Regions from separate parts of the Mus musculus genome. Here region 1 is linked to region 2. Evidence: chromatin loops called from intact Hi-C (ENCODE). Cell type or tissue: heart. All regions are shown on one strand. Links, peaks and the distances in the headings refer to the core of each region. The heading gives the core; the rest is flanking DNA.

Region 1 (12,550 bases), core at 3,073-11,072, 170 kb before region 2:
GCATAGGAAGAGACTGACACTTTTGGAGATAGACAGTTCTTAGAAACGCCAAGACACGTACTTTTGATATGCATGCTAACCAGTCCAGAGGCACCCCTCCCCTATCTGGCCTGTACACCCCAGGAGACAACACATTTCTGCTTTAATCATCTCGAAGTCATCCAAGGGCCAGGCACAAGACAACCAGGGGCACCCCAAAATTGTAGAGCCCTTTATGGGCAATCCCAGACTGTTCCTCCTGCCTTCCTGACCTTCCCTCACTAAAGACCACAGCCTAAGTTTTCTCCTTCCTTGTGTCTTAGAGTTTCTGACTGCAGCCCTTCCTGTCTCTGGGCTTGTGAGTATATGAACTTCTCCATGTCTTTCCTGCTTCTTTTCTCACGAGTGTATCTGGACTCTCGTAGGAGAGTCCCAAGCACAGCTTCCCCAGGCCTGCGCTTGGTGAGCAAAGGCGACATATAAGGAATTCTGAGTGGATGGAATAGCTGTGTAATGTATAAGGACATTGATAGCAGAAAAACTACAGGTTTTTGTTTTGTTTTGTTTTGTTTTTTTCTGAGACAGGGTTTCTCTGTGTAGTCCTGGCTGCCCTGGAACTCACTCCGTAGACCAGGCTGGCCTCAAACTCAAGAGATCCACCTACCTCCGACTTTTGAATGCTGAGAATAACGGCGTGGGCCACTACTACCCAGGTGAAAATATAGGTTTTAAAATAATGCCATTATTACTATTTTAGTTGTTAGGGTTACCAAGGGCTGGAGAGATGACTCAGTGGTTAAGAGCATACACTCTTGCAGAAGACCTGAATTCTGTTCCTTGTGCTACATCAACCACAGCCATCTTTAACTCCAGACCCAAGGATCTGACGCCCTCTTCTGGCCTCCATGGGCACTGCACTCAGCAGCACAAACCCACACAGAGATATACACATACTCATATAATGAATAAAAAAAAAATTTTTTTTTTGAGATGGAATCTCACTATGCAGGCCTGACTGGCTGGAGGGGAACTTGATGTGTAGACCAGGCTGGCCTTGAACTTGTAGAGTTCTGCCTGCCTTATTTTACAGATGAGTGTTTGCCTGCTTGTATATCTCTGTACTGCTTGAATGCCTGATGCCCATGGAGGGCAGAAGAGGGTGTCAGATCCTCTAGATCTGGTGCCCCCATTTGGCATGCAGGTGTGAATGCAGGCAGAACTATATATCATTCCCTCAACCTTGCCCTCTGTCCTGGGTGTTCCCTCTTCTGCTTGACTTACTCTTTTGGTGTCGCTTTCCATTGTTTCCCTTGCTACTATTGTTTGTTTTCTTAAGACAGGGTATCACAATGGAGACTGGGCTGGCACAGAACTTACTGTGTAGAACAAGGTAGCCTCAAACTTTTGGCAGTTTTCCTGCCTCTCTGCAGGGTGAGCCTTCAGGGTGAGTATTTCCCACTGTACTTTTTGTTTGCTTTATTCAGCTTTTTTTTTTTTAAGTTTAAAAATTGCATTAACTGATTTATTTTCTGGTGGCGAGGACACAGGGCACGGCAAACCTGTGTGTCTTGAGTTCAGAAGGTGAGAAGGGAGCTTGCAGGAACCAGTCCTCTCCTTCTGTCCTGTGGGTGCCGTGGATCAGACCCAGGTCATCGGGCCTGGCAGCTACTGCCTTTACCCACAGAGCCATTTCACTGGCCCTTCACTGAGTTTTTCATCTCCAGAATTTCAGATTGATTTTTTTTTCTTCAAAAATCTCAGTCTCAGCCGGGCGCGGTAGCGAACGCCTTTAATCCCAGCACTAGGGAGGCAGAGGCAGGCAGATTTCTGAGTTCAAGACCAGCCTGGTCTACAGAGTGAGTTCCAGGACAGCCAGGGCTATACAGAGAAATCCTGTCTCAGAAAAAAAAAAAAAAAATCTCAGTCTCCTTGCTAGTTTCTCATCCATATGGTGGCTTTCCCATACATTGACATTCTTACTGTGTCCCCTCTACAACCTTTTTTGTTGGTGGCTTTTTGAGACAGGCTTCTCTGTGTAAAGCTGGTTGTCCTGGAATTTGCTTTGTAGACCAGGCTGGCCCCAGCTCAAAAAATCCCTCTGTCTCTGCCTCCCGAGTGCTGGGATTGAGGGCACATGCCACCACACTTAGATTTTTTTTTTAAGATTTATTTATTTATATATCATGTAGCCCTGGCTGGCCTGGAACTTGCTATGTTGACCAGACTGGCTTTAAATTGACAGAGATCTTCCTGCCCCTTCCTCCTAAATGCTGGGATTAAATATATATTATACCACTCCCAGCTCTCTCTCTCTCTCTTTTTTTTTTCTGAGACAAGGTTTCTCTGTGTAGCCCTGGCTGTCCTGGAACTCACTCTGTAGACCAGGCTGGCCTCGAACTCAGAAATCCACCTGCCTCTGCCTCCCAAGTGCTGGGATTAAAGGTGTGCTATTTTTTTTTTAAAGAAATACACTCAAAGTTTATTACCACGAATGACCATAGGCGGAAAATGGCAAAAATGTAAAGTATGAAGCTAAAAATTAACTATGGTAAAAGTTACAATAATAAGTAAATTAAGTTAAGGATGGGGCCAGAGAGAGGAGAAAGAAAAAATGGAAAGAAAAAAAAAAAAAGATCAGGGGAAGGGAGAGAAGAAAGGAGAGAGGAGAGGGAAGGGAGGGAAGAAGAGAGGAGAGGAGAGGACAGGAAAGAGGGGGAAGGGAAGAGAGGGGAGGGGAGAAGAGGGGAGAGGAGAAACAAAGGGGAGGGGCAAGTACTACACCACGTTGCTGCCAGTTTTAAGTGAGTTTCATCATCAGAGTGGCCACTAGAGGGCAACCAAACCTCGCGTCGTTGAAATGGTCATTGGCAGGTAAGGTGGAGGAGGCTGTGGCAGAAGTGCTTTCTCTCCGCAGCAGATTCAGGGGATCCAAGCTGGAGCCAAAGCCTCGCTCCTGTGCTCCCTCCTTTCTTTTCAGGGTTCCTGTACTAAACCCAAGACACAGTCGGAGTATTCTTGGTGTTTATAGGAGCTTGGGAATGTTGTATTGGCCTCCACTCCCCCAGATGGGGCATCTCTGCTGTTTCTAGAACATTTGAGAAGCTATCTACCCACATACACAAGGTGTCCTCAATGCACCAAACTCAAACTGCACCTTGCTCCTTAAGATCAGAGTAAAATACACAGTGATAGCTGGGGGGGGGGGGGGGGGGACGGGGACGCTTAGTGATTAAACACTGGCCATGCAAAAGTGAAGACCAGAGTCCCAATCCTCATGACTAAAGCTGCTTGAACAGGGTAGCCCATTTTAAATCCCGCCTCAGAAGATGAAGACAAGACCCTCTAGAGCAACACGGCAGGAGAGACTACCCATACCAGTTAGCTCTGGGTTTAGGCAGAGAGACCCTGCTTCATTGAATAAGGTAGGAGAGAAATCAAGAATGATGTGCAAAATCAACTTTGACCCTCCAAATGAAAACCATACACATTGGCGCCCAAACATGCAAACGGAAAAAGAAATAACTTAAAATTTATCGTCTGTTGTGGCGTTTTCAAACAGAGAAACGGGACAAAGGCTTTCTGCCAGGACGTAGCATTTATTTGTTCTGGCACTTGATCAGCAGATTTATATCCAAAGACTGAGCCCCACGTGCGGCAAGGCGTAGCTTGTATACTTTTGTTAGTTCCCCCATACATTTTATTACCTTTATCTCCCTTATAGGGAAACATCCATTCTAATTATGTGGTCTGTTACAGGCTCAAGATATAGCCATGCATGCATACACAGGACACAGGTCATGCCATGTTTCCTTCCCTTTGTGTTGGGAGGACAATTACCACACACCCACGCGAGCTCCTTAGGTGCCTCCTAGTGCTTACACATATGTAATCTTCCAACCATCCTCTAGAGGGTGCTATTGCCATGATTGTTGCGTAAGCCTACAAACTCAAGCAGCCCGCCTCCTCAGCGTGGCTTTTAAGCTGTATGTACCCTGCCTTTGCAGAGAACTGCATGTTAATCTACCTCACGGTCTCCTTCCACCTTTGGACTAAGTCAGGGATAGAGACCCAGCTTACTCAGCTCAGTCCTGCCTTTCCACCCTGGGCTCGAGGCCTGTCCTTTCCTTCCTTAAGTGTTGGGTATTTGTCATTCTGTGTCTGTGGAAGAATTCCTGCACCACCACCACCCCACATTCACCTGTGATGTGACCTGGCAACCTCATGATCTTTGAGCAGCCAGCTTCCTCATATAATGATCTAAAAAACAAAACAACAACAACAAAAAACATTTAAAAATATATTTATCTTATAATTTTACATAAATAAGTTTTGCCTGAATGTATGATGTTTATCACGAGTGCCTAGTGTGACAAGAAAGTTGTAAGCAGACATGTGGGTGCTGGGAATTGAACTCAGGTCCTCAGTGAGAACAATAATTGTTTTTAACCATTGAGCCAACTCTCCATCCCTCATCTGGTAATCTTAATGTCGGTCTTCATGGCAAGTGGAACGACCTCATGGGAGTCAGAGAGATGCTAGGATTACAGCATTGGGAGAAATATTAAGGTTTAAGATGTATCATTTCATTTTATATACATTAGAACCCACAGGGATAAAATAACTTTTTCAAACTCCATCAGGCTGAAGCTGAACCGGAAGCGAAGTTTTCCATTAATAACACTATCAGCGATGGTTATACCTAACACCTGTGTAAGAGGTGTTGCAAGCCAGCAAACCAACAGTAGACCCTTTGTATTGTCTTATCATTTAGTATACCTGTAACTTGGAATGAGGGCAGAGAATTTTATTTGCTTTCGCTTCTTCAGTAAATGTTTTTGAAAACGACTTTTTGAAAGACAGGGTTTCAAGTCTCCCAAGCTGCCTTAAACTTGGATGATCCTCCTGCTTCCACCTCCTTGGTGCTAGTTAGGATTACAGGCATGATACAGGGGTTAGAAAGAAGACACAGCGTGTAAGAGCACTTGCCTGCTATTCTTCCAGGAGACACACACCAGGCAGCTCACAACACCCGGACTACAGTTCCAGGGTATCTGACAACCTCTTTTCGCTTCTACTGGTCACACACAAACACACACACACATACAATACATACTCACACACACATATACACACAAACACACTCTCATATACACACACACTCTTCATTTAAAAAATCTTTAACAGTATTTTCCACCTTTTACTTCACTGAAGACATGGAATGGGCCAGGGTGTGGTTTAGCAGCAGGGCCTGTCTCTATTACATGGGAAGCCCTGAACATGATCCTCAGAACTCAAAAAATAAACATAAGAGACTAGTGACTGGAAAGGCGGTCCCAGAGTGTGAGGCTGAAACAGCTTTTTCACAGGACCTGAGTTCAGTTCCCAGCACCCAAGTTGGGCAGTTCACAACTCCCTCTAACTCCAGCTCTAGGCAATCCAATGTGTTCTCCAGCCTTTGAGGTCACCTGAAGTCATGTGTACCTACCACCCCATAAACTTAGTTAAAATAATAAAAACACATCTTAAACACACAAACCTGACACACAAAACAAAGATACAGAGCAAGAAGCATGAGCTCTTTCAACCCTTCCCCCGGCCCCTTCTGCTTCATGGGTAGTCACTAGTGATTGGAAACATCTACCCAGAGGTTCACAGTTTAAACAATGCTTTTCCATAAATCATCTCACGGATTCTAGCACTAACTCCGTAAGACATGCTGGGAGTAAATGATTATTGTCTCCATTTACAGATAGGGTTTCAAAATGTCTAGCGACTTGTCCAGAATTAGGTCTCTAAAAGATGGTGGAGCCAAGACTGAAAGCCTGGTGGTCAGAAACTTCTAAATTATGCCCCACTGAATCCCTTGATGACAGAGCCTTGGGTACTTGAAACCAGAATGTCCCATAAATAGTCCTGCTACAAAGACAGATTTTGCAGTTGGTCAGGAAACAGGAGAAAATTTGTCCTTCCTTGATGTTTGCATTCCAGAGGGGGGACTGCTCATGTTCTGCTCTGGGCAGGATTTCAAGAACACCCCTCCCCTGTCTCAGCGGATCTAAGGATGAAACGCCAGCAGTGGAGAGGCCCAGGAAGATGGACTGGAGCCATCCATACAGCTGCCTTCACAAGTGAGTGTAGTGTGTACTCTCACACTTGAGGAGCCGAAAGTCTGAACTCAGGGTGTCCAAAGGACTAGGTTCTTTGAAGATGGGAGGGAACCTGTCCCGAGTCTCTTACCTTCTGGGGTATGTTGGCAATGATGGAATGTTTTGTTTTGCAGACACATTCCTCCACTTTGTCTCTCATTCACAACATGGCTTCTCCATGTGTTTTCTCTTTTATAAAGACACCAGTCATTGGGTGTAGGGTCCATCCTAACCCCAGTATGACCTCATTATAACTGATTCTGCTTGCAAAGGCCTTATTTAAAATCAGTCCCATCCTGGAGGGCATGAATGCTGAGGAGACATCATTCGACTTAGTACACTGTCTCCTCCTGTTTCATACATTAAGTGGGGACGGCACTTCTGGAATATTGAGTCTTTTAAAGATGAGTAATGTTTTAATCCAGGAAGATAGTGCAAAGATAAGTCTGCCCATTTACAGGGAGGGAAAAGTCAAGAGGGAAAGGCAGCTGTGAGCGTCCTCAGCAATCCAAAGACAGCTGCTGGCTGATGCCAAGAAATGACATCTGCTGGGTCAGGAGGGTGGAAGTGTATCATTTTAGCTGTGTGGCTTTTGGGTCAAATGCTTTTATTTTAGTAAGCACAAGAATAAGAGTGGCCTAGGGGAAAGGGAACAGAAAGGGAGAGAGCAAGATTGTTCAAAACAGAAACTCAGAAAATAAAGTATGTGGTTGGGGTTGAGTAAATGCTTTGGGGTAAAACATATTTACTCAAAGAAAAAAATTAAATAGAAAGAGTAAAGAAAAACCTGATTGACCTAGGGATGGATTTTCATTCTGATTTTTTGTTTTGTTTTGTTTTTGAGACAGACTTTTGTGTGTGTGTGTGTGTGTGTGTGTGTGTGTGTGTGTAGCCCTGGCTGTCCTAGAACTATCTCTGTAGGCCAGGTTGGTCTAGAACTATTTCTGTAGGCCAGGCTGGCCTCAAACTCACAGAGATCCACTTGCCTCTGCCACCTGAGTGCTGGGATCCTGTGCCACCACCAACAGTGTTTCTGATTTTTAAAAATCTTTTAAAAAAATTATGTGTATGTGTGACCATGTGCACATGAGTACAGGTGCCCTTGAGGCCACAGACATGGGGTTCCCTGTATCTAAGAGTTGCCGGTAGTTGTGAGCCACCTGGCATAAGTACTGGGAATCAAACTGTATTCCTGTGTGAGAGTAGTCCCTGCTTTAAATTACTGAGTCACCTCTCCAGCTCCTTTAATTCTGATTGTGAAGTTGAATAATAAGACTAAAATGGGGAGGAAAAAGACAAAATGGGATGTATTATATAACATATATAATTATTAAAATTCATTTGGAATCTGAATGGGCAAAGTTTTGTTTTGTTTTGTTTTGTTTTTAAGGTTGGTTTATTTACTTATTATATATAAATACACTGTAGCTATCTTCAGACACCCCAGAAGAGGGCATCAGATCTCATTATGGATGGTTGTGAGCCACCATGTGGTTGTTGGGATTTGAACTCAGGAAGAACAGTCAGTGCTCTTAACCTCTGAGCCATCTCTCCAGCCCAGGCAAAGTTTTTAAAAAGTTGTTGTTGTTTGCTTGAGACAGGGCCTCACAATTTAACCCATCTTGGCAGGAATTTATAGTCCCCCTCATCAGGCTTGTCGGTGCCGGATCACAGGCATGTGCCACCATGACCAGCTCAAAACATATCAGGACAAAAATAAGAAAAGATAGTCACGTGTAGGGACACATACCTTAATCCCAGCGCTTGGGAGGCAGAGACAGATGGAGTTGTGAGTTTGAGGCCAGCCACCAAAACACAGTGAGGCCTTGATGCAAAAACAGAGAAAAGTTAGGAACCAGCGTAGACTATGTTAAGACAGAAACATTATTTAAAGACTTGGCCGATGGTGAAGAAGCATCCACAGAACACTACAAGAAAGAGCCACTCTGCGGGAAAACTGTGGGATGTCAGCACAGCTTAGGATCAGCTTCCACCCATATTTTTCATATCGTGCATCACGGTATACTCCAAATGGGTCATAAAAAGACACAGAGAGAAATGGAAATGGAAACTTTCAGCTGTGACCAGAGAAAACATTCTAACTATCCCTGCAACAGACATCAGAGACAGGAGGGATGGATCTAAATCTGTTCTTAAAAGCCGTTTGTGCCACCAAATGCAATAAAGCAAACAGGGAAGTGAAAGCCACAGATGGGGAGAGACTCATGGAGCAAATAAAGCTCTCTGCCCAAAATAACTGAAGAACTGCCCCAAGCTTACAAAAAAAAAAAAAAAAAAAAAAAAAAAAACCCAAAACCAGAATCCTGATCCTTTTTGATAAGAATCAAGAGTTCACACACACAAATAGAGAAATGAGCAGCCTCACTGTGAATCTTGAAATCTAAACATCTCTTCTGCCCCCACCGTGAGTGTGTGTGTGTGTGTGTATGTGTGTGTAGGTGTGTGTATGTGTATAGGTGTGTGTGTATATAGATGTGTGTGAGTGTGTGTATAGGTATGAGTGTGAGTGTTTGTACAAGTGTGTGTGAGTGTGTGTGTAGGTGTGTGTGAGTGTGTGTGTGATGCATTTGGAGGTACAATGTTGATATGGGGATCATCTTCAATTATTTCTCCATTTTATTCTTTTCCAATATGACTAATCTTGCTAGCTAGCATGTTCTGGGGGGAGCCTGCCTCTCAATTCTGAGGCTAGAATTAAAGTTGGGACACCAGGGTTTCTGAACCATCTCCCAGTTTCATGCCCAACCGTCTGCTTTTGAGACAGTTTCACTACACACCCCAGGCTAGCCTACACATCCCAGGCTAGCCTACACATCCCAGGCTAGCCTACACATCCCAGGCTAGCCTACAACTCTTCATTCTCCTGTTTCAGTTTCACTACACATCCCAGGCTAGCCTACAACTCTTCACTACACATCCCAGGCTAGCCTACAACTCTTCATTCTCCTGTTTCAGTTTCACTACACATCCCAGGCTAGCCTACAACTCTTCATTCTCCTGTTTTAATTAACTTTTTATGTTGTTAAAAAAAATCAATTTAAGGCCAGTCTGGTGCAGCATATCTTTAATCCCAGCACTTGGGAGGCAGAGGGATATAGATCTCTATGAGTTTGAGACTAACTTGGTCTCCATAATGAGGTATTGTGTCAACGAAACAACCCCTGGAAAAAAGCAATTTAAGGTTCAGTGTGGTGGTGTGTGACTGTTATCTTAGTCCTTGGTGTGTAGAAGCAGGGTGATCAGGAGTTAAAGACCAGACTTGGCTACATAGTAAGAAAGACAGGCAGCAATACATGAGACTCTGTCTCAAAGAAAAGAAAGCAGATATCAATTCTAGCCAAGCATAGTAGTATATGTCTATAATCCCAGCAGTCAAGACATGGAGACAGAAGGATCAAGAGTTCGAGCCAGCCCTGCACTGCTCAAGATCCTGTTTGAAAGCAAAGCAAAATCCATTTAAGTGAAACAATTTTTTGGGAGGGGGAGAATGGGTGGGGTGTTTTGAGACAGGATTTCTCTGTATAGCCCTGGCTGTCCTGAAACTCATTCTGTAGACCAGGCTGGCCTAGAACTCAGAAATCCACCTGCCTCTGCCTCCCAAGTGCTGAGATAAAAAGCATGGGCCACCACTGCCTGGCTAAGTGATACAATTTTATGTTTGGTAGTACAGACATGCTAATATGACTAAACCTTAAAAGCCTGTTTCCATCTTTTGATTCCACAATCTTACTTCCATAGCTATAGCTAAGATGTGGTCCTTGTGGTTTCTACAGTGCTTGTTATAATATTACTCAAGTTAAAAAGAAAATAACTTAAAAGCTAGTTGCTTGTACAACGATTCCTCATGGTGGAGTTTGAGGCAGGAGGATGAAGAGTTGTAGACCAGCCTTGAAATTCTGTCTCAAAAATAAAACAGGTGGGACTAGGTAAATGGCTCAGAGTCACTGGGATGCTCTCAGAATAAAGACGCAGAACCTCTGTGACTCGTTGGTGAGAATCTTTTTTTTTTTTTAAAGATTTATTTATTATTATATGTAAGTACACTGTAGCTGTCTTCAGACACTCCAGAAGAGGGAGTCAGATCTTGTTACGGATGGTTGTGAGCCACCATGTGGTTGCTGGGATTTGAACGCTGGACCTTCGGAAGAGCAGTCGGGTGCTCTTACCCACTGAGCCATCTCACCAGCCCCCCCCTTTTTTTTTTTTTTTTTTTGAGAATCTTTAAAGAGGGCCCAGGAACATTCGTTCTGTAATCAGACCAGATGATTCATTACCACGTTCACATTGCAGAGCACTCAACTACACAAACCACAGACAAGAGAGCCTTTGAAGGACTGAAGAGGGATTCAAGCAACAGGCATGGACATCCAAAATCCCGGACCCTGAGGCAGTGGCAACCCCTCCATGAGATGCCCATAACAGGATACAGTGGCCACAGTCACTGCCTAGTCATCGTGTTGCAGTCAGTTCTACAAGCCCTCCCAAGACTCAGAATGGTCATACAAGGGATTTTTTTTTAATATATATTATAGTATTTTTTAACTTTTTCCCTTTTCCTTTCTTCCCTCCAAATTTCCCATTTACCCTTTCTTGTTCTCTTTGAAATTCATGGCCTCTTTTTTCAATAATTGTTGTCATGTGCATGTCTTCTTCAACATTCCCTGAGCCTCGGGTAAGGAAGTCATAAAAGGTTTGACTGTTTTTGACAAAAGCCCAGGTAGGTCATTTGAATAATTAACCAAACACCTAGAAAGCCTCTGTGGGATTCTTGCTTAAGGGCGTTTCTACTTGCCTGCCACCCTTTCCTTTCCTTTCCTTTTTTTTTTTTTTTTTTTTTTTTTTAAATCTCCTAGGGACCCCAGACTTTAATTAAGAGAATAGAAGTCACCAGGCAGTGGTGGCACATGCCTTTAATCCCAGCACTTGGGAGACAGAGGCAGGCGGATTTCTGAGTTCAAGGCCAGCCTGGTCTACAGAGTGAGTTCTAGGACAGCCAGGGAGGTTATACAGAGAAACACTGCCTCGGAGGTGGAGGGTGGGATGGGGAGGGGAAGAAGGGGGGGCGGGTTGTTGAGATGGCTCCGTGGGTAAGAGCACTGAATGCTCTTCCAGAGGTCCTGAGTTCAATTCCCAGCAGCCACAGGGTGGCTCACAACCACCCGTAATGAGATCTGACCCCCCTCCTCTGGTGTGTTAGAAGATAGCTACAGTGTACTTATGTATAATAATAAATCTTTGTGAGCAGAGGTCCTAAAATTCACTTCCCAACAACCACATGAAGGCTCAAAATAAATAAATCTTTAAGTGACTAGAAGTCAATGCTGTTCAAGACCTGGATGGCATGGCATAAGCATCCCCAGACTGTAACCCTGGAGGCACCACAAGGGGGGGGCTGTCTTTTGTTTAAGTAAGTTTGGTGTTTGCACATTTTGCACAGTATATGTGGTAAAAAACCAAGTTATTAAAGGAGACTTACCAGGCTGCCTATTAAAGAGACTGCCGAGTCTTCCTTCATAAGGGAGGGAGACAGAGCTGATGGCTTGTTCCTAATGTTCTTCTGAGCCTCTCTGCTCCCAGAGGGCTTCCTTTCCTGCACGCTGATCCCTGAGGCCCAGACGTGCCACCACAGCTGCTTCCCACAGAAGTTCTCTTCCTGGAACTTATAGATCCATTCTTGCCCAGAGTCTCGGGGCTTCTTGCCAGGACCTGGGGATGTCACATAATACTACTTTCTGCCAAGGGTGGTCAAACTCCCCCAAGAAGTCTGGGCCAATGCCCAGAAAACCAGGCCGATTGGCACCTGTGTGAGACTAGAGAGTCTATTCTCTATCAGGAATCAGTAAGGGACATTGTGGTAGCCAGACCTAACTCAGCAATGTGCCACGCTGAGGCCCTGAGGCAGACAAGCAGGCTTCTTTTGAAACATTGATTCCTGTCTGAGAGATACAGTCTCCCACTCTTTCCTGGTGGTCCTCACAGCAGCTCCCTCTGGGTACACAATCTTGGCAACCTTGCATGGTTCATCACCTTGCTCATCAAAGGGAGCCCCACTTCTATTAGGACAGTGTCACCGAAGGCTAGCCTAGATGGCCCACCACTACCTCCAAGTGCTGGAATTACAGTACAGGTGTGTCACCACGCATAGTGTGATTTTGATTTTTGTCTGAGTCAAATGGGAAGTTACTGGAGAGTTTAAGCAAAGAACACGATCAGTTTTGAATTGTCTCTGTAGCCTCAGGTCTGAGAGCAGTCTATGAGAAACAGACTTAGAGGCAAGAAGGCCATGGGGAAGGGCACAGTGTCTTGTCCTTGCTTGTGAAAGTGGAAGAGGGAAAGGAACTTGAGACATACTCAGAAATTCACCTAAGGACTTCCCCACAGGTGGGGAGGAGGAGGAGGAGGGG
Region 2 (12,550 bases), core at 2,808-10,807:
TGTAGGGTAGCTCACAACCACCATTTTCAGGGGATCTGACATCCTCTCTGGCCTCAGCAGGATACACACACACACACACACACACACACACACACACACACACACACGGATAAGCAAAAACAAAAGCAAAAGGGGAAAGAGGCAGGAGGATGGGAAGTTCAATGCCAGCATAAACTATTCAATGAGACCCTGACACAAAAGATTACTGGAAAGCAGCATTCAGTGTTACACTTGGCAGCAACCCCAAGCACCTTGTGTTTATTACATACCATCACTGGGATGTCTGAGTGACTATACCATCTAAGTGTAGTATGTGCTCTGATGTCTGTACAGCCAACAACCTTGTGAACAACACATTCCTTGCAACATACCCCATCACCGAGGAAAACACGACTATAAAGAAACTTTTACTTGAATATAAGTTTCTCTTCTACAGTTCACAGGCATGCCAGTCAAAAAACTACTTGTATTGGAACAGAGGCACCTTAAATTTAGTTCTGTGACAATGAATGCTGTATTTGGATGCAGTTTAGGTCCCAGCACACCCCATGGGCTGACTGCCTCCTCTGCAGGGCCCAGAAGTACCACCTAGACACTTACCATGTAGATAGCCTCGTTAATGATAATGTCCTTGACCTTGTCCATCTCTATGAAGGTGGTACTTTCTTTGCCCGATGCATAAGATGAAGTCATCTGGATGCCAAGTGAGTCGATGATTAGTAGAGTCTCCTGGTCAATCTTCACAAAATGGAGGTAACCAAGCAGGCCTAAGATGGTGATGAAGATGGTGGCAGAGAGGACCATGCTATTCTGAAGAGAGAGCCAGACGCAGGCAGTAAGATCACCAAATGCCCCTCTGCACACGCCTATGCTATTCAGCAAGTGAACTGGACAATGAGGAAAAGGCCTCTGCTCTGGTGGCTATGCTGTGAGGTGAACAGATGAGGGAACCTAGATGAAGGGGAAATAGCACTGACTCCTCTTCCAGAGGTCCTGAGTTCAATTCCCAGCAACCACAGGGTGGCTCACAACCCTCTGTAATGGGATCTGATGCCCTCTTCTGGTGTGTATATGAGCTACAGTGTGCTCATATACATTAAATATATAAATCTTTAAAAACAAACAAACACCAAAGCAAAACAACAAAAACCAAGAATTTTAACAAACGAGTTCAGCCACACACTTCTGCTTGCCAACTCTGAGCGAAGAATGGCTCTTAACATTTTTTACAAGGTTGATGGAAGAACAAAAAGAAGCAGATGCAGTGGCTCATGGTAATCCAAGCTCCCAGGAGGCAGAGGCAGGTGGATCAGGACTACACACACCGAGCTCCAGGCCAGACAAGGCTACACACACAGTGAGACCCTGTCTCTAAACAAACAACAAATAACAAAAAGCAGGCTGGAGAGATGGCTCTTCCGTTAAGAGCACTGGCTGTTCTTCAAGAAGACCTGAGTTCATATTCTAACACCCATGTGGAAGTTCACAACTGTCTATAACTCCAGTTCCAGGGGACCTGACACCCTCTTCTCACCTCCTTGAGCACAAGGCATGTATGTCATGTACAGACATATACGCAACACACCCATACACATAAATTTTAAATAAAAGGACAAAAGAATATGGGACAGGGATCCACAAAGCCTAAAATATTAATTTGGCCTTTTAAAGAAAGAGCTTGATGACTTCCGTTCAGATGATTATTTCTGGCTGGTAAGCAGGAGTGAGAACAGGGCCTCTGATGACCCAGAAACAGCTACTTTCTGCTAATTAACTTCAGGTGCAGGGTGGTGTCTTGCAAGCAGTGCAAACTAAATAAGCACCGTGGAAGAAAGCCAAGGTAAAACTCAGCCCTCTACAGGTTGCAAGAATGATTAAAAAACAAAAGTCTAGAATACTGTGTTACTGACTTTAAAGTGTCAGAGGGAGGAGAAAGAGAAGAGGAAGGGGGGAAGGAAGGAAAAAATGATGGAGAGGGAAAAAGAAGAGAGGGAGACAGAGAGATAGATCAATGCACACAGCTGTTCCATAAAGACTTCCAAGGCCTCAGGACCCAGGTGGTGCAGAGAAGTAGTGCATGCTGACAGGTGCACTCTGCTGAAAGGGTACTGCACTGCAGATTGGAGTGATGTTAACTAAACCGATCAAAAGCAGGGGATGACAGGCTGAAGAACAATGAATGCTTAGGGAATGTTACCCACTCAGCCTCTGTTAAGATAATCTGCCTCAAAGTCCATTTTCCTGGCCAAAATTCTAAGGATGCACACCGCTCATCTGAGTCAGGGTTGAGCCACACATCTGAAGGAGTCCTTTGAGAGTTCTTTCCATGAATGAGTTTGAATAGGAGCAGAGATCTGAACTCTTGCACACAGAGGCCTCGGGAAGTCTTGAAGTAATGGAAGAGAGCACAATTACTTGTGCATTTGGGGGACATTTGGGTGTCCATGCCAGAGAGATGAGTGCAGTAGGGAACTGACAGAACAGCTCTGAGCTGGGTGTGGTTCACTCACCTGTCAGCCCAGGCCTTCACAGGGGCTGAACCAGGACGAAGCAGAGTGTGTGGACAGCCTAAACTACATAGCAAGACCCTGTATCTCTGAACAAACCAACCAGTAACAATTGCAACTGCCTGAGATCTGCGAGGCCAAAGTACAATGGAAAGGGATTTCAAAGTCAGGCAGCTCCAGTTTGGAAGCCCAGCTTTGTCACTTTATCAATGTCAAGGTTATTAAAGTATTACTCTTTATGAACCCCCCCGGGGGGTTGAAATAAGAAATTCAGCAGATAACTGCACGGGTATCAGGAACATAGGCTGGCATTAACATTCAACTGGGCATGGTGATGTATCCCTTTAACAACAGCACTTGTGAGGCAGTGACAGGTGAATCTCTGAGTTACAGGCCAGCCTGGTTTATACAGTGAGTTCAAGAACAGCCAAGGCTACATGGTAAGACCCCAACACTCCCCATCCCCCCAAAAAAGAATAAAAATCCAATTATATTAAAAATTTTGGGGAAGGACTAGGTCAGTTTAATAACTTCAACTGACCTGTGAAGACACTTTTAAATATAAATTGGTAAAGATTAGGAGTCTTTTAAAAAATACTATTTGTGTTGTGTTTGAGGCAGGGTTTCACTGTGTAGCCTTGGTTTGTTCTGGAGCTGGTAATGTAGACTGATGTAGCCAGGCTGGCCTTGAATTCAGAGATGTTCCTTCCTCTGTTTCCCTAGTGCTGGGATTAAAGGTGTGCACCACCACACCAGCCCCTACTATTTATATTTATTTATTGTGCAGAGGTCAGAGGACAATTTTTTTGAATCCATTCTTCCCTCCCATCATGTGGGTTCTGGGGATTCGGCTTAGGTGGTCAGGTTTGGCATTAGGTGGTCAGGTTTGGCATTAGGTGGTCAGGTTTGGCAGTCGCTGCAGTCATCTGATGAGCCATTCATTCCCCAGACCCTCAGTGAGGGGACTTAACTTCATCTATGAAAATCTGTGCAAATTATGATGCTCTGCCACACACTTTGATAGCATAAATGTGATTGAACCAGGTATGATGACACACACCTTTGATCCTAACCCTAGGGAGGCAGAGGCAGGCTCCACATAGAGCCTTCCAGTCCAGACAAAGTAAGAATAATAATAATAGCAAAAGAATAGAAAAAAGCTAAGGGATGTTTTAATACAAACAATATGAAAATTGCAGAAATAAACAGTTCTGGTGTACTGGCTCTATTAAGATCACTCCTGGAATAATATATTCATTTTAGGGCTATACAGGGAGTTAAAACAGAACAGAACATCCTGAACAAAGGCCAATCGGATGACTCTTTTTGCTTGGGAACTGTCACAAAATAATAGCAGTTGACCTTCGCAATATTTTGAACCATTAATTTCAACTTAGAGATGTTAAAAATGAGGCTCGGGGGGAAAAAAGATTAGAAAGTCTGAAAACTGAGCATAGAAAACCCTCGTGTCTTAGACCTGGCAACACTTTAGAAAATGCACTTAAACTGGGGAAGGGTTGGGAGAGGGGATGGTAGTTGACCTGGCCTTGAGAAACAGATATTAGGTGGAGATTCTGTACTGCACAGTTGTGGAGGCAAAAACTTTTCTGTAATTCTGTCGCACGCCTGCTATCCGTTGGCTTTGGTACCCAGTAAGTGATGCGGGAGGATGCACTGAGTTCTCTGAGGAGGTTATGTTCCATGAATGAGCAGGGCAAGTAGGTCCACTGTGGTAGAACGTCCAGAAGCACAAACTTCTCGGGGAGGGAGGGCAGTCCTGCCGTGGAACGGCGACCCTGATCCAGGGAGTCCCCACCCTCCCGGACCCACGGGTCAGCCCCGAGACCTCTCCAAGCTGCCTGCGCCGGCCGAGCGCCCGCCTTTACCTCGCACAGGGTGAAGAGCCCGTAGGCCGCCAGCCACACCGCGCAGGTGACCGCGGTGAGCGAGCACAGCGACAGCCGAGCCGAGCTGAGGCCGAACTCGCGGCAGTACGGTGAGTAGTAGCGGCACCGCAGGGCTAGGCGGCCGCCGCAGATATCGGAGAAGCTCTTCTCGTCCTCCATGGCCGCACACACCTGAATGTCGCGCCGCTCTAGCCCACCCGGAGGCTCGAAGTCTCGTTGGCTCCCGACCATCCCGGAAGCGGCTGAGCCCTGCCTGTCCGCGCAGCCGTAGTCGCTCACTGAGAGCAGGGCTGGGACTTGCAGCAAGTTCTCCCAGTTTATCCTTAGCCCAAACTCCCCAGAACCGCGGCACCAGTTTTGGGCAGATTAAGATCTCTGTTCATTTGACTGACTCATTTATATTGTTACGCCAGAAAGACTCCCCCAAAATGGTCTGCAGGTGTAACCATTCATTCATTCATTCATTCATTTCCCTGCGAAGGGATTTTAGGTACTGAAGATTTCTGTCTCTACATAGCTTCTTTCCTAGTAGGAAAAAAAAAAAAAAATAGACGTAACTTAAGTAGTGTTATTGACAAAAATGTTCAGACTAGTAGAAGGTCTGGGCAGCTTTAAGTAAAGGTCTTAAAGGTCTTCGCCATTAAACCTACAAGGGCCACACTGTTCTGTGGGGAGTTGGGGTGGAGGTGGGGGTAGTCTCCAGAAAGAAGGACCAGGAAAAAACAAAGTTGGAGGCTGGAATGGGTTTCAGTCACAGGAATCAAAAAACTAGCAAGGCTAGGATGCATGGGAAGAGAAGGTAGGCTTTGAGTTGGGCAGATGGCTCAGCTGCTAAAGAGTATATTAATCCAAAAAAAAAAAAAAAACGAGAGGAGAAAGACCGCCACCCAAATCATCATGACCAAATTAATTAAAGCAAGCTTTAAAAATTCACATACACGGGCTGCCTCCTCCTGAGATGGGGTTCAGCTTTGGATGTGAAGGCAGGCTTTTATAGCTCAGGGATAGGAAGGTTTCCAAATGAGGGGTTTGTCTGTCAAAATATAGTTATAGGAGCAGCACACAAGCATAGCAAGTAAGTCCCTCTGGAACAGAGACACAAGGTTGCAAAGATGGGCCTAACAAGGTAGCTATATAACCCTTTGAAGCAAAGGTCAGGTTGCAAGATGACTATAAACAACTTTTTGAAACAAAGACGTGATTGCATTCTTGGAACAAGCAGTACAGAACCATTTGTAGTTAAGGTCACAGGTGGGGCATAGCTCAATCCTTGAAAAACAGGTTTACTCATAAACAAGAATGAACCTAGATTGTCTTCACTGTAAGATGACTTTCAAGCCTAATATGGAAGCAGGCTGGTTCTTCAAGTACTTATCACTAGGGAAAGGTAACTGGGGGAGCCACTAATAGATGCTGTTTGCCAACCATATATTTGCATGGATGGAGCACTACTGTGGCAGTGCACAGACAATCATACTTCTGATGATGTAATTATTTCCACTGTTTTGAATTTATTCTTAGAACTTGAGTCACTATAAATATGAATAATGGAGAAACAAATGTAATTGAATAATCCCACTGAGGACTCCACAGGCTCAGGCTGGGCTCTTCAAAGCTTTTCTGTGGAGCTCTTGCTTTAGGATTTGCTTACACTTGGATTTCGTAGTTCTAAGACTACTGTGTTATGAGCCTCCCAGGGGCCCTGCAGGGAAAGCAACCAGCCTCCGAGGCTGACGACTTCAGTTCGAGTCATGGGATCCACATGATGGAAAGAGAGAACCAACTGCCACAAGTTGCCCTCTGATTGCCACATGCTCACTAGCCATGGCACGCCTAATAAATACACAGATAAATAAATAGTTTTATAAAGGAATGCTGTCTTATAGCTTTTATTCTGTTTGATTTTGGCAGAGGTGTATTTTGAAAGAAGGTTTCACGCTATAGCCAACCTGCCTCCAACTTGTGATCCTTCAGCCTCAGCTTTTTCTGAAATGCTGGGGGTGTGTAAATGGTCCATGTGAGAAAGTTACAGGATATCATGTATATAAGTCCCAATTAAGAGTCCTTACTGGCCAGTGACTATGACCAGCCTCAAAAAAACTCTTGGCCCCGAAGCTATGGTGGTATATAGCCTTTTAAAGGTAAACCTCATGATGGCATCAAGTGTAGGTCACAGAACTGTAACAATTGCTTGGGCTATATATTCAGATTAAGCATTTGAACCATGGTCAGGGTCATGGTAGGTCATAAATGTGACACCAAGGCCGACATGACTGTTCACAGGTTTAGGGAGCAAACATTAAATGGAGTTAGGGTAAGATCAGGACAAGATCGGGACTATTGTCTTAGTCACTTCAATTATGCATTTTAAGATATATGTGTCTTAGTTACTTTTCTATTGTTGTGACAAAATACCATGAGCAAGGCATGTTATAAAAGAAAGCATTTAATTGGGGCTCACAGTTCCAGAGGGTTAAAGTTCATGACCATCATGGAAGGGAGCATGGTGGCAGGCATAGCACTGTTGATTGAGAGCTTACATCTGATCTCTAAACAAGGGAGAGAGAGTACCAACTGGAATGGTGTGGGCTACTGAAACTTCAAAGCCAGCCCCTAATGATACATCTTCTCCAACAAAGCCACACGCCCCCTAATCCTTCCCAAATAGTTCCACCTACTAGAGACCAAGTGTTCGAACATATAAGACTATGGGGGGCAGGGGACATTCTCATTCAAACCACCTCAGTAAGAAAAGTCTAACATCTATTTCATCTCACTGTTGGTTTTGTTAATTGTCTACTTCATTTAAATTGAGATTTTTTTCTGGGTCTTAGAGGGGCATGTGTGTATGTACATGTGTGCATACATATGTGTGTACAGGCATGTACACTTGTGGCAGAGATTGAACCTAGACCCTTAAGCATGCTGGTGTTTTGTTTTGGTGTTGTTGTCTGTTTTGTTTTGTTTTCCTGTCTCTTAGTATAATGAGAGGCTTCCAATTCAAACCTGGGAATATAGGATTAAGAAAGCTTAGGCCTTATTTAAATCTTTGACGTCAGAACTCTTCTGCCACTACTATATCAAGGAAACAGGTCCCTATCAACACCAGGTAGAGGTAGAAAGAAGTCCAACCTCCTCACTTGGCCTGTACTAATGCCTGGCTGGGAAGGTGGTGTTTGTACTTGGCTGGGGTGCAAGTCCAGGCAACCTTCCTGTTCTCCTCTGGGGTATGAAAGTCCTTGCTGCCCCCTAGTGGCTGGGTGGGGCAAACTTTAGCCCTGGTGAAGGTGAAGTTTGGGTTTCTCACTCAGCCTTTGCTGACAGAGCTAAAAGAGCGAGCAACGTTTCCTGTGGTACTTGGCAGGAGTAGTTAATTGTCTGAAGTCTTCTCTCTTCCTAGGCCACTCCTTTGTTTGCCCTTTGGCAGGAGGAAGCAGGTTTTCCTTCGTGCATTTTGTGTGTGTGCACATACCAGCCTCACCACACGGCTCTTTCTCTTGCATCTGGTTTAAGATACACAAGGAAAAAGCAAAATCGTGGAGTGAACCATTCTGTCGACTTCTCAGGCCCAGAATCCCTAGGCAGTCTGCAGGGGTGACAGGGTGTAATGTCTTTTCAGTTACCAGTCACAAAGGTCATGGCCAACACACCTATCACTAAAAGTAGGCTAATAAACAAAAACATCAGAATTATTAGTTTAACATTTTACATGATATGAGAGCTTTAGAAATGAAGACACAAAGACCCAAGGAGCTTATATTTAGGCTCAGTGAAGAATAAGCAGCCACACAGAAAGGTGATTGATTGTATAAAAGAATATGATGGGGAAGACTCAGAAAGACCTGTGTATGGCATTCTTTCCCACTGTGTAGATTGCAGAACGCCTGCCACATAAGGACTGTCAATGGCTTTGGAGAAGAGGAACTGGTTTCTACAAACTGGCTCAAGGACAAGAAATCCTGACTTCTGTTACTTGGTTTAGAGAGAAGTGGGGTGAGAAATGGGAGACAGAAAGACTTTTCTTCTGGAGCAGTATCAAGCTACTTCCACTCAAAATATTTGTTTATAAAGCACCATATATTCGGCTATTGTGATTTGTTTTGAGTGTGAATTTGTTGTTGTTGGTTGGTTGGTTTGGCTTTTTGTTATTTTTATTGTTAATTTATTTATTTAATGTATGAGTGCTCTGTCTGCATGTACACCTGCACGCCAGAAGAGGGTATCAGATCCCACAATAAATGGTTGTGAGCCACCATGTGATTGCTGGGAATTGAGCTAAGGACCTCTTGAAGAGCAGTCAGCGCTCTTAACTGTTGAGCCATGTCTCCAGTCTATTTATTTATTTATTTATTTATTTATTTATTTATTTATTTATTTTGGGAACAGGGTCTGTCCAAGGGTTTCATTGCTGTGAAGGGACAATATGACCAACGCAACTCTTTTTTTTTTTTTTTTTCATTTTTTTGCATTTTTCGAGACAGGGTTTCTCTGTATAGCCCTGGCTGTCCTGGAACTCACTTTGTAGACCAGGCTGGCCTCGAACTCAGAAATCCGCCTGCCTCTGCCTCCCGAGTGCTGGGATTAAAGGCGTGCGCCACCACGCCCGGCCAACGCAACTCTTAAAAAGGCAAAGATTTAGTTGGGGCTGACTTACAGTTTCAGAGGATCATCATCATGGAGGGAAGCATGGCAGCATGCAGACAGACATGGTGTTGGAGGAGCAGAGAGTTCTAGCTCTTGATCCAAAGACAACCATGAGGAGACTGTATTCTGCAGGAGGAGGCTCTGTTTCCACACTGGGCAGAGCTTCAGCTTAAAAGACCTCAAAGCCCACCTACACAGGGATACACACTTCCTCCAACAAGGCCACACCTCCTAATAGAGCCACACCCTATTGCCAAACATTGAAACACATGAATCTATGGGGGCCAAACCTATTCAAACCACCACACTCCACCCCCAGACTCCATAGGCTTGTAGCCATTAAAAACTCCCCACAGTCTATCACAGTCTCAACAATGTTTAAAAATCCAAAGTTCAAAGTCTTTTCTGAGATTCATGCAATCTCCTAAATGTAATCCCCTATAAAATCAAAATCAAAATGAAGATCACATACTTCCAACATCACAGGTTATACAGTACCATTCCAAAATGTCATAGTGAGGAAATATTAGACCAAAGCAAGACCAAAACCCAGCTTGGCAAACTCCAAACTCTGTATCTCTATGTCTGGTATCCAGGTCCTTTCAGCTTTGTTGACTGCAACACAATTCTTTCTCTTGGGTTGGTCCCATTCCCTATTAGCAGCTTTCCTCAGCAGGTATTCCACGGCTCTGGCATCTCTATCATGCTGGGGTCTCCAAGGCAACTTCAACTCCTTAGTTTCTTGTTCCAGTGTCCGGGATCTACACATGATCTTCTGGGCTCCTCCAAAATGCTTGAGTCATGTCTCCAGCTCTGTCCTCTGTAGCACTCTAGGCTCTGGATGACTGCACTACACTGCTGCTGCTGTTCTTGATGGTCATCTCATAGTACTGGCATCTCCAATACTTTGGGGTCTTATGCTTTAACTAGGCTGCACTTTCATCAATAGCCTCTCAAAGGCTCTCTTCATGGTGCCAAGCCTCAACTTCTTTGCATGACCTCTTTGGTCCTTGACCTGCCCCTGAGACTGTACCTTCAACAATGGCCTTTCTGGCCATTCACAGTGCCAAGCCTCAGCCAGTCCATGATCCCCTTATGCCTTCAAAATGAGAGATCTTTTTTTAAAGAGTGTTACCTCCTTCCAGTCTAGTAAGGCTGGCTGTGACCATCAGCTGCTTAAACAGAGCCACCTGCTGTGCTGCTCCTTTGATGTGCCACTACCTGCCTGAGGCCCAACCTGCCTGAGGCTGAACCGGTTCTCTTCCAAGATTTTCCTGAGTTAGCACCGAAATCTTCTGAGTTCCCACTAAAAGGCTGACCTATCTACTTCAAAGAAACTTTGCATGGCTAGATGGGCCTCCCCTCTTCTTTATAAAGCGTGTTTGCTGACATTAAAATTGAACCTTGATCAGAATGACTGTCTTGGTTTCATATTTCTCTCGAGGTGCCTAGCTCCCTCTTCTCTTCCAGATTCCAAAATGCCTTCCCAGAACAGAACCCAGACATGTGAACCGCTGGCCGGACACAACAAAGATTTATTTATCTTATATTTGTATGAGTTCATAGTAGTGGTCTTCAGACACAGATTAGAAAAATGCATCAGTTCCCATTACAGATGGTTGTGAGCCACTATGTGGTTGCTGGGAATTGAACTCAGGACCACTGGCAGAACAGTCAGTGCCCTTAACTGCTGAGCCATCTCTCCAGCCCCACAACTAGGTGATTCTTACACATTATCAAGTCCAGCTACCAGCACAAAGTACAACCTTGGCTATCTCTGGAACACAGCTTCTTTGTGCTCTCAGAAAACACTTTTCAGAAGATTTCACCTCAATGATTCTGGTCTCTATTTAATCACTGCTAATTTTTAAGTTTCAGCTAGCCAGCATCAGTTGTCCCAGTAACTCCTTCTATTCTTGACTCTAAAGCCAAAGCCACATGACAGAAGCTGTCAAGTTCTGCTGCTTGCTGGGACTGGAACTTGGCCCCTTGGTTCAATTACATCTTCACCAGCTTTCTGTTTTCCATGGTTTCTTTCATTGCCTAAGCTTGACTGTCCTTAAACTTGCTCTGTGGACTGACCTTGAACTCAAGAGATCTGCCCTCCTCTGTCTTCTGAGTGCTAGGATTAAAGGCATGCACCACCACACCTGGACGTAAGCTTTTCTTTAATTCCTTTTTACAAGATCTTTATAAGCATGGCTACTATGCCTCAAGATCCAGATCAAAGTCTGTGTCTTCTAGCCTCAAGATCTGGATCCCAGGTGTGCCCTCCATTCCAGATATAGTCAAGTTGACAACTGAGAATAGCCATCACAATCTATCCCTTGTGAATTTGACACACAATTATATCTCCTTATGTCCAAATGAAAGCAATAACCAACCAGGTCATAATAACTCCTAACATGATATAACTATCCTTCGTTCAACTGTAAGTTTAAACAGTAAGTCTAGCTGGGTGGGACCTTGCACTCCCTTAATAACATTTAATATCTTTGAACACAGGATTTAGCTTCATTCTACGTCCTGGTGCCCCTTTAATCTTTGAACCACACATTTTGTACCTTTCCTTTCTTAGTTTGCTACATCTGATCAAAAGGCTCTTTATAAGAGCGAACTACAGGACAGAGTCTATGGTATGGTGTTTTGAGATTTCCTTTGTCAATACAATTAATCTAGATCTCTTTTGCCTCAGGCAGACTCTCCAGACAAGGGCAAAAAGCAACTCCATTTTCACCAAATTATCACAAGAACAGCCTCTAGGCCACATACTAAAATTTTTTACCTCTGAAACCTCTTGAGCCAGGCTCCCACAGTTAAAATCACCCTCAGCACCGCTGCCCTCCATGCTTCTAACAGTATGGCCCATTAAGCTCCACTTAAAGCATTACACTGCTTTCCAAAATCCACATTCCTCCAAACAAAAGCATGCTCAAGCCTATCGTAGCAATATCCCACTCAGGAAGCAAAGGCAGACAGATCTCTGTGGGTTCGAGGACATCCTTGTTTACACATTGACTTCCAGGACAGCGAGGACCACACAGTGAGACCCTGCCTCACACAAAACAAACAAATGAAAACAGTGGATGTCAGAGAGATGGCTCAGCCTGAGCAAAAGCATGAGGACCAGAATCCAGATCCACCGCTTGCTGGGTGGGCTTGAGGGTCCACCTATAATTCCAGAAGGCCAGAGGCCAGGAATCTCTAGAGCAAACTAGCTACCTACATATTCACATTGGTGAGCTCCAGGCCCAAGTGGGAGGTCCTTTGTCAATATATTAGATGGAAAGCAATTGACAAAAGCACTTAACATTAACATGGGGATTCTACACACACACATGCACACATGCCTGCTTACCTACAAACACACTTACATATACACAAACAAATATACCACACACTTGGTATCGAAGATGGCCAGGGGTGAGAAGAGGAAAAACCAAGTACAGAAGGTAGAGCTCTTTTCCATGGAGTCACAACCCCACCTTGTGG

The links. A loop is a pair of places that touch in the nucleus more often than their neighbours do. Peaks named below come from ENCODE experiments on the same cell type or tissue, not always from the same donor. Only the 100,000 strongest peaks of a DNase experiment are listed, where the experiment ranks them.
Region 1: it touches region 2 in a loop (6-fold over the local background); 41 of 42 quality-filtered maps call a loop at or near these places.

The regions. Positions count from the first base shown.
Region 1 is chr12:78,915,613-78,928,162 of GRCm38, forward strand. Gm46359 (a long non-coding RNA gene) reads left to right here and starts at 911. Exons shown (of 3, transcript XR_001780635.2): 1 at 911-1,423; 2 at 5,968-6,107. In heart, for the core only: CTCF peaks have their summits at 3,874 (motif pointing right) and 7,564 (motif pointing right); DNase peaks (open chromatin) are centred at 3,959 and 6,655; H3K4me3 peaks cover 82 bases.
Region 2 is chr12:79,085,047-79,097,596 of GRCm38, forward strand. Pigh (phosphatidylinositol glycan anchor biosynthesis, class H) reads right to left here and starts at 4,624. Exons shown (of 4, transcript NM_029988.2): 1 at 4,394-4,624; 2 at 601-810. The coding sequence starts at 4,573. 9230116L04Rik (RIKEN cDNA 9230116L04 gene) reads right to left here. Exons shown (of 3, transcript NR_110486.1): 3 at 3,659-4,939. In heart, for the core only: CTCF peaks have their summits at 4,565 and 7,677 (motif pointing left); DNase peaks (open chromatin) are centred at 4,645 and 7,675; H3K4me3 peaks cover 1,297 bases; H3K27ac peaks cover 1,012 bases.